Regions from separate parts of the Homo sapiens genome. Here all the other regions are linked to region 3. A link is a contact called in ENCODE Hi-C data. All regions are on one chromosome and are shown on one strand. Each heading gives the region's core, a stretch centred on a gene start or an enhancer-like site at or near the end of the contact. The rest is flanking DNA. Distances are from core to core; before and after follow the strand shown.

What was found. A loop is a pair of places that touch in the nucleus more often than their neighbours do. Pooled maps may share reads with other maps.
Region 1: a loop to region 3 is called in a map of CD8-positive, alpha-beta T cell, with 12 times the contacts of the local background. The contact joins the promoter of SF3B5 here to the promoter of CCDC28A-AS1 in region 3. A Hi-C loop is called at or near these places in 1 of 168 maps with a recorded cell type or tissue (CD8-positive, alpha-beta T cell), 1 of 37 single-sample maps with no recorded cell type and 8 of 50 pooled maps.
Region 2: a loop to region 3 is called in a map of CD8-positive, alpha-beta T cell, with 11 times the contacts of the local background. The contact joins the promoter of LTV1 here to the promoter of CCDC28A-AS1 in region 3. A Hi-C loop is called at or near these places in 1 of 168 maps with a recorded cell type or tissue (CD8-positive, alpha-beta T cell), 1 of 37 single-sample maps with no recorded cell type and 9 of 50 pooled maps.
Region 4: a map of CD8-positive, alpha-beta T cell shows a loop between it and region 3 (22-fold over the local background). The contact joins the promoter of EPM2A here to the promoter of CCDC28A-AS1 in region 3. A Hi-C loop is called at or near these places in 3 of 168 maps with a recorded cell type or tissue (CD8-positive, alpha-beta T cell and naive thymus-derived CD4-positive, alpha-beta T cell) and 8 of 50 pooled maps.

Annotation. Positions count from the first base shown.
Region 1 is chr6:144,094,214-144,097,028 of GRCh38, forward strand. It overlaps SF3B5 (splicing factor 3b subunit 5), which reads right to left and starts at 1,360. Exons shown (of 1, transcript NM_031287.3): 1 at 671-1,360. The coding sequence starts at 1,284. The coding sequence ends at 1,024. RefSeq lists an enhancer at 1,110-1,809.
Region 2 is chr6:143,842,048-143,844,995 of GRCh38, forward strand. It overlaps LTV1 (LTV1 ribosome biogenesis factor), which reads left to right and starts at 1,291. Exons shown (of 11, transcript NM_032860.5): 1 at 1,291-1,433; 2 at 2,439-2,570. The coding sequence starts at 1,431. RefSeq lists enhancers at 1,095-1,144, 1,325-1,534, 1,725-1,794.
Region 3 is chr6:138,772,372-138,775,332 of GRCh38, forward strand. CCDC28A-AS1 (CCDC28A antisense RNA 1) reads right to left here and starts at 1,332. Exons shown (of 3, transcript NR_161205.1): 1 at 1,144-1,332. CCDC28A (coiled-coil domain containing 28A) reads left to right here and starts at 1,398. Exons shown (of 6, transcript NM_015439.3): 1 at 1,398-1,531. RefSeq lists enhancers at 449-1,123, 1,124-1,797, 1,161-1,210, 1,231-1,290, 1,651-1,710.
Region 4 is chr6:145,734,188-145,736,994 of GRCh38, forward strand. EPM2A (EPM2A glucan phosphatase, laforin) reads right to left here and starts at 1,333. Exons shown (of 4, transcript NM_005670.4): 1 at 1,011-1,333. The coding sequence starts at 1,311. It overlaps EPM2A-DT (EPM2A divergent transcript), which reads left to right and starts at 682. Exons shown (of 3, transcript NR_038246.1): 1 at 682-733. RefSeq lists a silencer at 808-1,397 and enhancers at 1,558-1,617, 1,628-1,677, 1,698-1,747.

The DNA of each region.
Region 1 (2,815 bases), core at 110-2,609, 5.3 Mb after region 3:
AGTTCCCTCTTCATGGAAAGCAATTTCTCCAGTTTTCCGCATGGCCATTTCCCTCATTTTCCTGAAGTCTTTGCTCAAATGTCACCATCTCAGTAACTTGTGCATCATATTTAAGATTACAGCCCTACCAGCTACTCCCACCCGCACCACATACATTGTTCTCCCCTCCCCGCAGCATCTTCTAACATTTGCTTATTACATCTAGTGTTTGACCTCCTTTCTCCACCACCAGCATAATGTAAGCCCCAAGAACACGGGAAAATGCCTGTCACATAGAGCTCAACAAATATTTGTTGAATGTAGAATGGATGAACTCGCTTGCCAGCTTGTCATTTCTGGAGACATGGCCACAAATTCCCAAGAAAAAAAAAAGGATGCATTTTAAAGAGGCTAGGGAGGACAATGACAGCAAAGACTGCAAAGAGTTTTAAAACAGGAGAAAAAGAAGATGGGATACAATAACCACAAATTTCAATACTGAAGGCATTGTGGGCCTGAAAATAACGCTCTTGGGAAAAGTGGCAGTCGGGGAATTAATTATAAAGGTAGACACGGCGGATCTAAGTGCCTGGCCATGGACACTGGCATGCGCTCCCTCACCCAAACCCACTTCCCGCTCAGCTCTTTCCGGAGCCTTCCACCCTAACACAGAAAGTTCACACCAAGAGACTGAACGATTTCTAAACTTTATGGAAAAAGCCAATGACAATCAATTAGCCAAAAACGAGACGCCAAATCCCATCTCACTCCAGCGCCATGCCCTCTTCTCAAACGCTCGCCGGCTCTAGGACCTCTCCACCAGCACAGTTCTCAGGAGTCCTGCTGGTCTCCCAGTGCTGTTCTAAGGGTCCACATGAAGGCAGGTCAGGCGGGACTCCCCGGGCAAGCACTTCTGTACGCGGAAAGCACGAGGCGCAGGAGCCATGGAGAGCCGGTCCTTTGGAGACAGGAATACTTAAGAGGATTGGCAAACCGGAGAAACGCTGGGAGAGGTGCCCCGCACTGCGGTGGTAAGGCAGAGTCTCAGTTCTCCTCGGGCTTGTCGGCTGGCGGTCCACAAGGCTGAAGCATCTTTTCCATCAAGTTGAAGCGGACTCGCGCTTTGCTCTCATTCTCCGCAATGGCGAAGTAGTTGAGAAGGTCGAAGTGGCCCATGTAGGAGCAGTACGAGTCGCGGTGTTGGTTCACCAGCCACTCCCACTTGGTGGTGTCGGCGTGGCCCGTGCCGATGTACTTGGACTGCAGGTGCTCCAGCTGGCTATGGATGGTGTAGCGGTCAGTCATCTCGCCGCTTTCCCCTTCGCTCTCAGGTCAGAGGACGCAGGTAACAACTCGCCGCTCTAGCGTTTTACAGGAGAGTGAAGCCACCGCGCGGAAGCTCCAGGTCCGCGCCGTCGCAGAAGAATGGCGTCACAACGACTAAGTAGCGTAACTCTCGCTCATAGGGCTCAGAGGCGGAAGCGGAAGCACATTCTGTCACGCAATTGGAGTTGCTGAGGCGACGCAACAAGTGTGCCTCCCCCCTCCATGGAGATCCCCGCCCCATCAGAGAATGTTGCATGATGGTCCACTTAGTGGCTAAGGGAGGCCCTTTTCCAACAAGGAGCGTTGCATGCTGGGACTTGTGGTCTTGGGAGTTCGTGCACGCAGGCTTCCGGGACTCCTGGTCGCGTTCTGTTGTTTGTTTGTTTGTTTGTTTAAGACGGAGTCTTGCACTGTTGCCCGGGCTGCAATGCAATGGCGCGATCTCGGCTCACTGCAACCTCCGCCTCCTGGGTTCACGCGATTCTCCTGCTTCAGCCTCCCGAGTAGCTGGGATGACAGTTGCACACCACCACGCCCGGCTAGTTTTTTTGTATTTTTAGTAAAGACGGGGTTTCACTGGTCTCGAACCCCTGACCTCGTGATCCGCCCGCCTCGGACTCCCAAAGTGCTGGGATTACAGGCGTGAGCCACCGCGCCCGGCCCCTGGTCGCGTTTTAAAAGTGATCTGGGGACCTAGTGGAGGGCGATGTCTGGAGGTGGGGAGCATCCGTGGGTGGCTTGGGGCTGATAGGAAATGGGAAACCCAAGAATGACTGGACTACGAGCAGCCCCGAAAATAAACTCTTGGTGTATTTCGGAGCCGTCGTGGCGGCACGGCCGTCCCTTCACAACCGGGGATGGATTACCCAGAAGTCAGCAGGCGCCAGTTCTGGTCCCAACTATGTCTCTTAGGAGTTTGTGGCATAAAAGAGTTATTTCAGCTCTAACCAGGGTGCTTGGTGAGCAAGTACAGCACCAGTTCCCACACATTCCGGCTTCCACCTCAAGCTCCTCCTTCCTCTCTAGCCACTTATTTTGATATCCTCCCTCCAAGGCCTCACCTCACCCTACTTGGCTCTTCCATTCAGTGGGTTTTGTGGATTCAACCAACCTGATTGAAAATATTGGGGGAAAATATCAGTCTGTACCGAAATGCAGACTTTTTAAGGTTATTATTCCCTAAACAATACAGTATAACAACTATTTACATAGCATTTACATTGTATTAGGTATGTTAAATAATCTAGAGACAAACTATACAGGAGGATGTGCGTATATGCAAATACAAGCCGTTTTATATCAGGGACTTGAGCATCCTCTAGTTTTGGTATCCATGGGGGTCCTGGAACAAATCACTCACGAATACTGAGGGACAACTGTATTTCTCCATGTTACCTGTTGTGTCCATCCCCATTTCCTTGTACAAGCTATTCCCTCTACGTGGAATGTCTGTTCCCTTGGTGAACGCATCTCCCTTTAAAGGCAGCTCAAATGCATCTCCTTAGAGTTT
Region 2 (2,948 bases), core at 41-2,540, 5.1 Mb after region 3:
GAATAATAACAACGAATCTCTGGCACATAGGAGTGCTATGTATTATCTCTGTTACAAAGCAATATCCTAAGACAAGTTTTATGGTCCTAACCTAAATTATTTCTATATATATATATTTTTGAGACAGAGTTTCGCTCTTGTCGCCCAGGCTGGAGTGCAATGGCATGATCTCAGCTCACTGCAACCTCTGCCTCCCGGGTTCAAGCTATTCTCCTGCCTCAACCTCCCAAGTAGTTGGGATTACAGGCACCTGCCATCACACCTGGCTAAGTTTTGTATTTTTAGTAGAGACGGGGTTTCACCACGTTGGCTAGTCTGGTCTTGAACTCCTGACCTCAGGTGATCCACCCGCTTCGGCCTCCCAAAGTGCTGGGATGACAGACATGAGCCACCGCGCCTGGCCTATTTCTATAATTTTTACTGTAATAAAAGAATAATACTCCACAAATACTTACAGTGATAATGCCTACGGCATAAAGACACAATCCAGGGTAAGCCATTCATTGAGAGGTCACCAGAAACTGGGAAGTTGGGGAAACAAATTTGAAAAAAAGGTCTGCTGATGAAAGTGACTGCATTTACCACACACTTTCGTCCAAGAAAAGCTATGTGAGTACGCCAACGCCGGCCTGAAATCTTCCTAAGAATGCGTGCTTATAGCCTATTTGTTTAAACAGGGGGAGAAAGTTAACATTCAAACACCAGAGATTCTGAATATATTTTATTAGTTCAAATGCCTCTACAGTTAACAGAGTCTCGGGGGTTTGGTTAACAGGGCAGATGAAAGCAGTTCATGAAACAGTGGAAAATATAACCTGATCAAGTCTGATGCAGTCTATAAAGGCAAGGCCCCAGCCTCCGTTGCTACGGCAACCGACTCCGCCCCCACCCGGAGAGGGAACCTGAAACTTGGCGACCCCAGCACCCCAGCGGGGTGGTCGCCTCCCTTCCGTGTCCGCGGCTTTGTTTTTTATGGTTGGGAATAGGTAAGGGACACAAGTCAAGGGGGATGCTAGATTCGTCCCCTCTGGTCTCCGTAGAGGGAGCTATAAAAGGTTCGTCCACAAGCAGAAACCCCTCTGTGGCGCCTCAACGTTAAGGACCCCCACGATTCCCTTTGCCCGGCGGGAGACTAAAGGCCGGAAAAGTACAGCCCGCCCAGGGGTGGGAGCCGAGCTAGCCCCACCTCCCGGTGGCTTCTCGCGATCGTGGAGACGCAGCGAGCCTATGTAACTTCCGGTCGCGACCCATCAGCTCCTCGGCGATTGGTCCGTTTCCACGGCCGGCTGGGTGACGTTATCGCCGGGTCCTGGGGCTGCACGTGTGGTGAGGCCTACAGAAGCGGCCTTCAGCTGGACCTTGGTCTCCCCGCCGGACTTCGAGGGTGTCATCGCCGCCCCTGTTGGGGGTGAGCGCCGCGCGGCTGCAGCATGGTGAGCAAGCCTTGCTTGTTTCGGCGGCCGAGCGCTGTGGTTTTGCAGAGGCCAGGCTGCTTCCGGTAATACCTTGGCTACTGCGGCCCGGGTCTGGGTCATGCCAGAGGCTGCTTGCGGCACGGTACCCCGAAATGGGCCAACGTCACCACCGTGGGCATTCTTTGCAAGTTACAGTCTCCCACCGCCGAGCCTCCCTGGGATGTGGCCCGGAGAGGAGAATGGCCTTTTTGTTTTATCCCTGGGAGCCTGCAGCCCTGCGTGATTTCGGTTAACTAAAAGCTGGTGACTGCCGACACAAACGCGCAACCCTGTGCTTCTTGGGGTCGAGCAGAGGGAGCTGCTGGTCTCCCTCAGCGTTGGAGTGGCAGGTGTCTGCCTGTCTGTTTCCTCTGAGAAAGGGAACTTGTGGGAGAGCATAAGGTTGGGCCCAAAGTAAAGCCACTTAATTGGTTTCCCAGTTTAGAGAATCAAAATTGAATAGCGAAGTAAGAATGTAGAAAGAGGTGATGGATCTTATTAAACTTTAGCTGTTTGTGTCGTGATTTTATTTACTGGTTGGTAGATGCTCTGTGTGGAGCTGTCTACTCCAGATTATGTTGTGGCAGGCTTCTTGTCATTCTAGTTCAGTCGGCCAGGGGCCTTCCCTGAGCAGCCAGTGTAAAGTAGCTTTTAAGGCATTTTCACGTCACTGTCTTATATTTTCTTCACCGGAAATTATCTTGATTTTCTTGCTAAGAACAGGGACTTTATCTGACTTTCCCACTTCTGTATTCTCAGTTCCCATAACAAGGTCTGGCACAAAGTAGGTGCTCAAGGAATGTTTGTTGAAGGAAGGTTAAGTATGGATTCTGCAGAACACAGCTGATGTTGCCTGCCCTAGAAGTGTAGATTTTTAAAAAGTATCTTTAACATGACTACTAAAGATGCATGTGTGGACTATGGAATTATTCTCCGTCTTTTTGTTCTGTTTTAATTAATTGTTGTGATTTTGTTCCTTTGAAGCCTCACAGGAAGAAAAAGCCCTTTATAGAGAAGAAGAAAGCTGTGTCTTTTCACTTGGTCCACCGGAGCCAACGAGATCCTTTAGCAGCAGATGAGAGTGCACCCCAGAGGGTTCTATTGCCCACACAAAAAGTAGGTCCTGTTCTTTAGCCAGTCAGTTTGTAGGTAGACAATAGTTTTTTTTTTCTTTTTTTTTTTTTAAATAAATAGAGTCTTAGCACGTTGCCCAGGCTGGTCTCGAACTCCTGGACTTAAGCAGTCCTCCCAGCTTGGCCTCCAAAAGTGCTGGGATTACAGGCATGAGCCACCACGCCTTGCTATGTTAATAGTTTTTAATAAATTGTTAGCCAGCTGTTATTCTCAGATAACTGATATTCTGGGAAATAATCTATAAGTTAATTTTCAGTACAATTGGTGATTTTTACATCATTCACATTATTTTGATTGGGAAGACAAAGATCTTTATTTGAGATGTTTAAACGAGCAAATCTTGTAGAATAATGGTAAATA
Region 3 (2,961 bases), core at 82-2,581:
ATCACTATGGGAATTCCCAAATAATTTGTGACAAATCTATTTGATAAAGTCTAGCTATATTTATCAATGTGGATAGCTCTCAAAAACACAGAATTTGGTGAAAAAATCAAGTTGCAGATCAATACACAAAATATAATAGCATTCATGTAAAACTTCAAATGCCCCAAACCATTCTACATATTGTTTATAATACATAGTAATAGTTTAAATATAGAAACCTAGATTGGCAAGATACATATCAAATTCATGATCCTGGTTGCCTCTCTGAGGGTGGTAGTAGAATGGGACTGAGAATAGGGAACACCTTCTTTATCTGTAATGCTCCATTTCTTTCATTCATAAATCTGTTCGTTCTGGATAGTGGGTGCGTTGTTTATTCTGTGCTTTTTTTTTTTAACATTTCAATAGTTTTGTTTTTTTTTTTTAAATGGCGGGTGGCGGAAGAACATCCTATCCTAGAAGCCAAGAGACTGGGGTTGTCTTTGCTCTGCCTTTTCTGGCATGGATACAATCTCTAGATATGGTTTCCCCATTAGCTAATGCGGGGGGTGCTATGTGGTGTTCCTCCAGAGTCCCTTCAATCTAAGGACCTGTGAATCTAAAACCTTCCCACCTCCCACTCCAACACCGGGAAGGCTACCCAGACCAGGCAATGAAACGTGCATTTCTTCCCTCATTTAAGATAGATCTCTTTCTCTCAGCCTGCAATTCCTTCTCCAGAGGCTTTAAGTATAGTGGAAGTAGAACTATCTTTGACGACAGAGAGACACCTGCATCAATTAGCCTTTCTGAGCCTCAAATTCCCCATTTGTAAAACAGAGAGTATAACACCTACCCATAAAATTGTAGAGAGGTTTAGATACACCGTTATGTGTAGGGCCCGAACAGAGTAGCTATTAATAGTGGTAACAGACTCTCAATTAGGGGCTCAACATCATGGTCGCTGAACAGAATCACGGTCGCTGAACAGAATCACACTCTTCACGCCGCCTTGGAGCCAAAATTAGTTTAGCCGCGAGAAGTCCGGGCAACCAATCGGAAACAACCAAGGAACAGTTGCATGGCGACACTCTGGTTCCGCCTTCGGGCATGCTCGAACAGCATTCTGGGAATTGTAGTTCGGGGGGGGAATCTAACACTCACCGAGGGGCGGAGTAGCTTCCGGAAAGGGTACTGCATTTCCCGTTTCTACCTCCACTGCACCCGCTTATTGCGTCTTGCTCCTGGGTCACAGAGCCTAAAACGACACACCCAACACGCCCGCCGGAGTTACAGCTAAAGGAAGGACAGGGGAAGCAATGAAATGCCGAGGGCGGAGCCAAGAGCGACACTGGGGGAGCAGGAAAAGGCGGGGCTTCCGCTTGGGGCATGGAGGCTGTACCTCTTACGTCACTTCCGTAAACAAACGGAGCTGCGGAGGAGCGGGTCCCGGGATGTGACCGGGGCTCTGCTTGTGGCTGCGGCGGTGGCTTCTGAGGCTGTCGGGTCTTTGCGGGTTGCGGAAGGGGGCCCCAATACCCTTCTTCTTCAGGTATGTAGTGGAAGCAAAGGAACCTCCGCAACCTGCCCCTTTAGGCCCTTCCCACCACTCTGGTCACTGCTGGGTACTGGGCGGTGAAGGGTCATCGCTTCGGTAGATTGGGGAAGGGGAATGAGGTGATGTCAAGAGGGATGCCCAGTGGTACTGCTTGGAGGCAAGACCTGGCACTTAAAACCACTGTGTGAATAAGTAACTATGAGCAGTTTACTTATTATGCCTTCTCTAAAACATTCTTTGCTGTTTGATATACAGGAAGGGTTTCAGTGCTCTTGTGACAGATGTAATTTTCCAAAAACGAGGAAATCGCGAGTGCTGGCTCCGCAGAATATTGTGGTTTAGACCACCACTGGTTTATTTGCATTGCTTTACTTCCTAGATTTTTTTTTCTTGTACCACCAAGTGTGTATTAGCATCGTTAAATTTCAGGCCAGCGTGTTTATGCGTATCATACATTTTTACAGATCCTTGCCTCTTCAGAGAACTAATCGTCTCTATTCAGTCATCTTTCAAACTCTCATTTAATTTGTGTTGCATGTTGAAACAACACCAGAATTATTGTTCTGTTACAAAAAATGCTTCTTAAAAGAAAAATTGTTAGCCAAGGTTTAAGTGGATTGACACCCAGTGGTATCTGGGATTAGAGACTGGGCATTGGAGCCTTTCCCAGAAAGCCTCTTCTTTGGCAGTATTGTAGCTCCAGTTGTAATTGTCTAGCGTCAGCCAATTTAAGCTCAGTGGTTTAAATTCCAGTGCCAGTGGCACTAAGTCCAGGCAAAAGGAAAAAGAAAAATTTATTGAATTCATCAAATAATTATTTTAAGCGACAGCAATGGGTTTGAATCTTTTTGAATGGTCATGGCATGCCTAAATTAAACACAGCATGCCAAAAACGGCCTAATGTTTCTAGAAGGCAATTTACAACCTGATGAGGTAGAGATAGCCATATAAATTCATCTTATGATATATGAAATAATGAAGTTAAGAAAAATTTAACACTATGCACAAATAAAGTATGGAAGGGGTTTTTTTGTTTTGTTTTGTTTTGTTTTGTTTTGTTTTTGAGACGGAGTCTCGCTCTGTCGCAGTGGCACCATCTCGGCTCAGGGCAAGCTCCGCCTCCCGGGTTCATGCCATTGTCCTGCCTCAGCCTCCTGAGTAGCTGGGACTACAGGCGCCCGCCACCACTCCCGGCTAATTTTTTGTATTTTTAGTAGAGACGGGGTTTCACCGTGTTAGCCAGGATGGTCTCGATCTCCTGACCTCGTGATCCGCCCGCCTTGGCCTTCCAAAGTGCTGGGATTACAGGCGTGAGCCCGGCCGGAAGGGTATTTTTTAAATAGATGGATGTTAGAAAATAGAGCGGATTAATAGATAAAGTAAGGGGATTGTGTAGGGATAACTAGGAGGCCTTACACGTATTC
Region 4 (2,807 bases), core at 83-2,582, 7.0 Mb after region 3:
TGAAAAGAACCTAAATGCACATTGGTAGATGCAGAATAATTTGTTGCCATTTAAAATATACATCTACATGTAAAATACATATCTACGTGTAGTGACAGTGAAAGATGTCCCTAACATATTGTTAGGCAAGAAAAGCAAAAATTCAGAATTACTATACAATTTTTGTAAAAAAAAAAAGTATATGCATATATCACATACATAAATGTGTACAAGCAGTGTGCTTAAGATGTGTGGAGGAAACACTGTAAGTTTTCACTATGTACATTTCTTTATTATTATTTTACAACCAGCATGTATTGTTTTAGTATTTTAAGAAATCAGGTCATGTCTCAATTGTCATATATCTGGGATTAAAAAAGAAAAAAAAATCCAAAAAGGGAAATATTCAACGTTTTTCCATTAGTTCATTCTCAATATCTATGAAAAAAATCTAAGTAGCACATTGCTGTCTAGGATTAGCGAAAACGCTAGTTTCGTTGGTTGGATCGTTTTGGGTTTTTTTTAGTGAATTAGAGCAGGAAAATGAGGACACAAAACCCAACCAAGGCGGAGTTGGGCTGTTGAAGCCATCAGCGGCGCGCGGCCGGGCAGCCAAGGGACCCGCGAAGGGGGGGACTCGGAGGTCGAGGGGCACTCGGAGGGCGAAGGGAGCCCCGGGCGGGAGACGAAGGGCACTGGCCCGTGACGCAGGCGCGGTTGGAAAGAAGCTGAGGACTGGATGTGCGGAAACCAGGTCAGAGGGGCAGGCAACAGAGTGGGCGGGAAGGCGGCCGGGAGCGCTATACGGGTCTAGGGAATCAGTAGGAAGCCGGAGGCGCGGCTGGCGGCGACAGCGTGGCCGGCAGAGCAGGGTCAGCCCAGGTCGCCCGGGGAGTGCGCAGGGACGCGGGCAAAAAGCCCGGGACGCGCGCCGCCGGGGCCTGCGGGGCCTGCCCGAGGCCGAGGCCCCGGTTGGGGGTGCGGGCCGGAGCTCCCGCTCTGCGCCGGGGGCAGGCGTCTGCTGGCAATACCTTCCCAGGAGAGCTCTCCTCCCGGCTCCCGCTTCAGGAACTTGTACCAGAACGTGTCCACGCGGCCCGGCTCCGCCCCGTCCTGCGCCGCCTCCTCGGCCGCCAGCTCCACCTCCCCGAGCCACAGGCCCGGCTCCTGCAGGGCCAGGGCCCCGTCGCCCGCCGCGGTGCCGGCCGGCCTCAGGCGGACGGCACCGCGCGGCTCCCAACGCCCCAGCTCGGGCCGCGACCCCACCACCAGCAGCTCCGGCCGGGCGCCGGCCACGGCGGGTGGCACCACCACCCCAAAGCGGAAGCGCATGGCGGGCGGCGGCGGCGCGAATACCCGGGCCCGGAGTCCCCGCGGCCGGCAGGCGCGGCCCGAGCACTAGGCGGCCGCAGCGATTGGGCGGTGGTGTGGGAGCCCCGGGCACCGGGGAGAACACGTGCTGTTCTGCGCCTTCTTTGGGATGCATCACGCGGCTCCCGAGCCCAGACTTCGTCCAGGCCGGCGGGAAGGGGTCAGCGGAGCCGCTAGCTGCCTCTTTGTGCCCCGCAACCCCGCGGGCGGTTGATTTCCACCTGTGGGCGCTGGGGACACGCGACCGGAAGAAATGGAAGAGAAAACGGGGTTCGGGGAGGGAGGAAAACTTCTAAGCCAGGCGATCGTCCAGTTCTCTCTCCAAGAGACTGGAAATTAACTTTATGAGGATCATAAGGAAGGGAATGACCTCTAGACAGCCGCCTTCTAATTGTGAAACGGGGGAAGATCTTGGACCTGGTCTCTGGAGCGCTCCCTATCTTAACCAAGTCACTTACTCTAGCAGGTCTCAGGTTCTTTGTCTGTAAAATGAGGGTGTAAAATAATGATCTTTCTAGACCCTACGAGCTCTGAAGGATCTCTGATTGGTGGAGATCACCCAAGACCCGGAGCTGATGCAAAACATTACCTACCATTCCCTTGTCTGAAAAGCCACATCAACTTTCTTTTTTCAAAAACTATATTTTTAGTATGTGTAAAGTAAGTTTGGAGTAAATACTTTCAAGTCCTTTTCAAGGTCAAAACAAAAACTAATTCTGTGACTACAAATGTATGCTTTTTTTTTTTTTTTTGAGACAGAGTCTCGCTCTGTCCAAATGTATGCATTTTTAATGGAGTAAATTAAAAAAAAAAACCTTTGTTTAAAATTTACTTTCAGCAAAAGTCAGCATTATTTTTTCAACTTAAAACCTTTTTGGGTTTTAAGTTGAAACAGGTTTTTTAGCTGTCTGGCCCAAATCCAAAATACGTATATCTTGGTGGGGAACTTCAATTTGTCTCTGCCATAAGACAAACGAATGTCCTGATACTTTTTGATTCTTTAACAAAATTATCCTTGTATTCTTAGGTTTATATATTCACTAACATTTAACATAACACAAATCTGTTACGTGAATTAAAGACACACAAAGGCATTTTTACCAGTGTTTGGAAGTTTGTGAATAGTAAAGGGGAACAGGCCAAAATTTCATGCGTTGAGGATATAAGTAAAACAGAAAGTGCAAAAATGTAAACTACACAAACTCAATCTCTTGTGGAACAATTAGAAAACTAATAATACATTTTACTCTTGAATGTTGATATTCCACTCGAAGTTTGGTTGGTTGCTAAGCTTAAGGATAAACACTATGAAAAATGTGAAGACAGAAGGGCTGGCCAAACACAGCTGATTCGGCAGCAAATCACACATTAAATCACAGTGGCATGTGAGTCGGTTTATTCAAATTGCTGTTAAAAGATATTCTTAGAGTAAGTTTAGGAAAATAAGAGTCATTTGG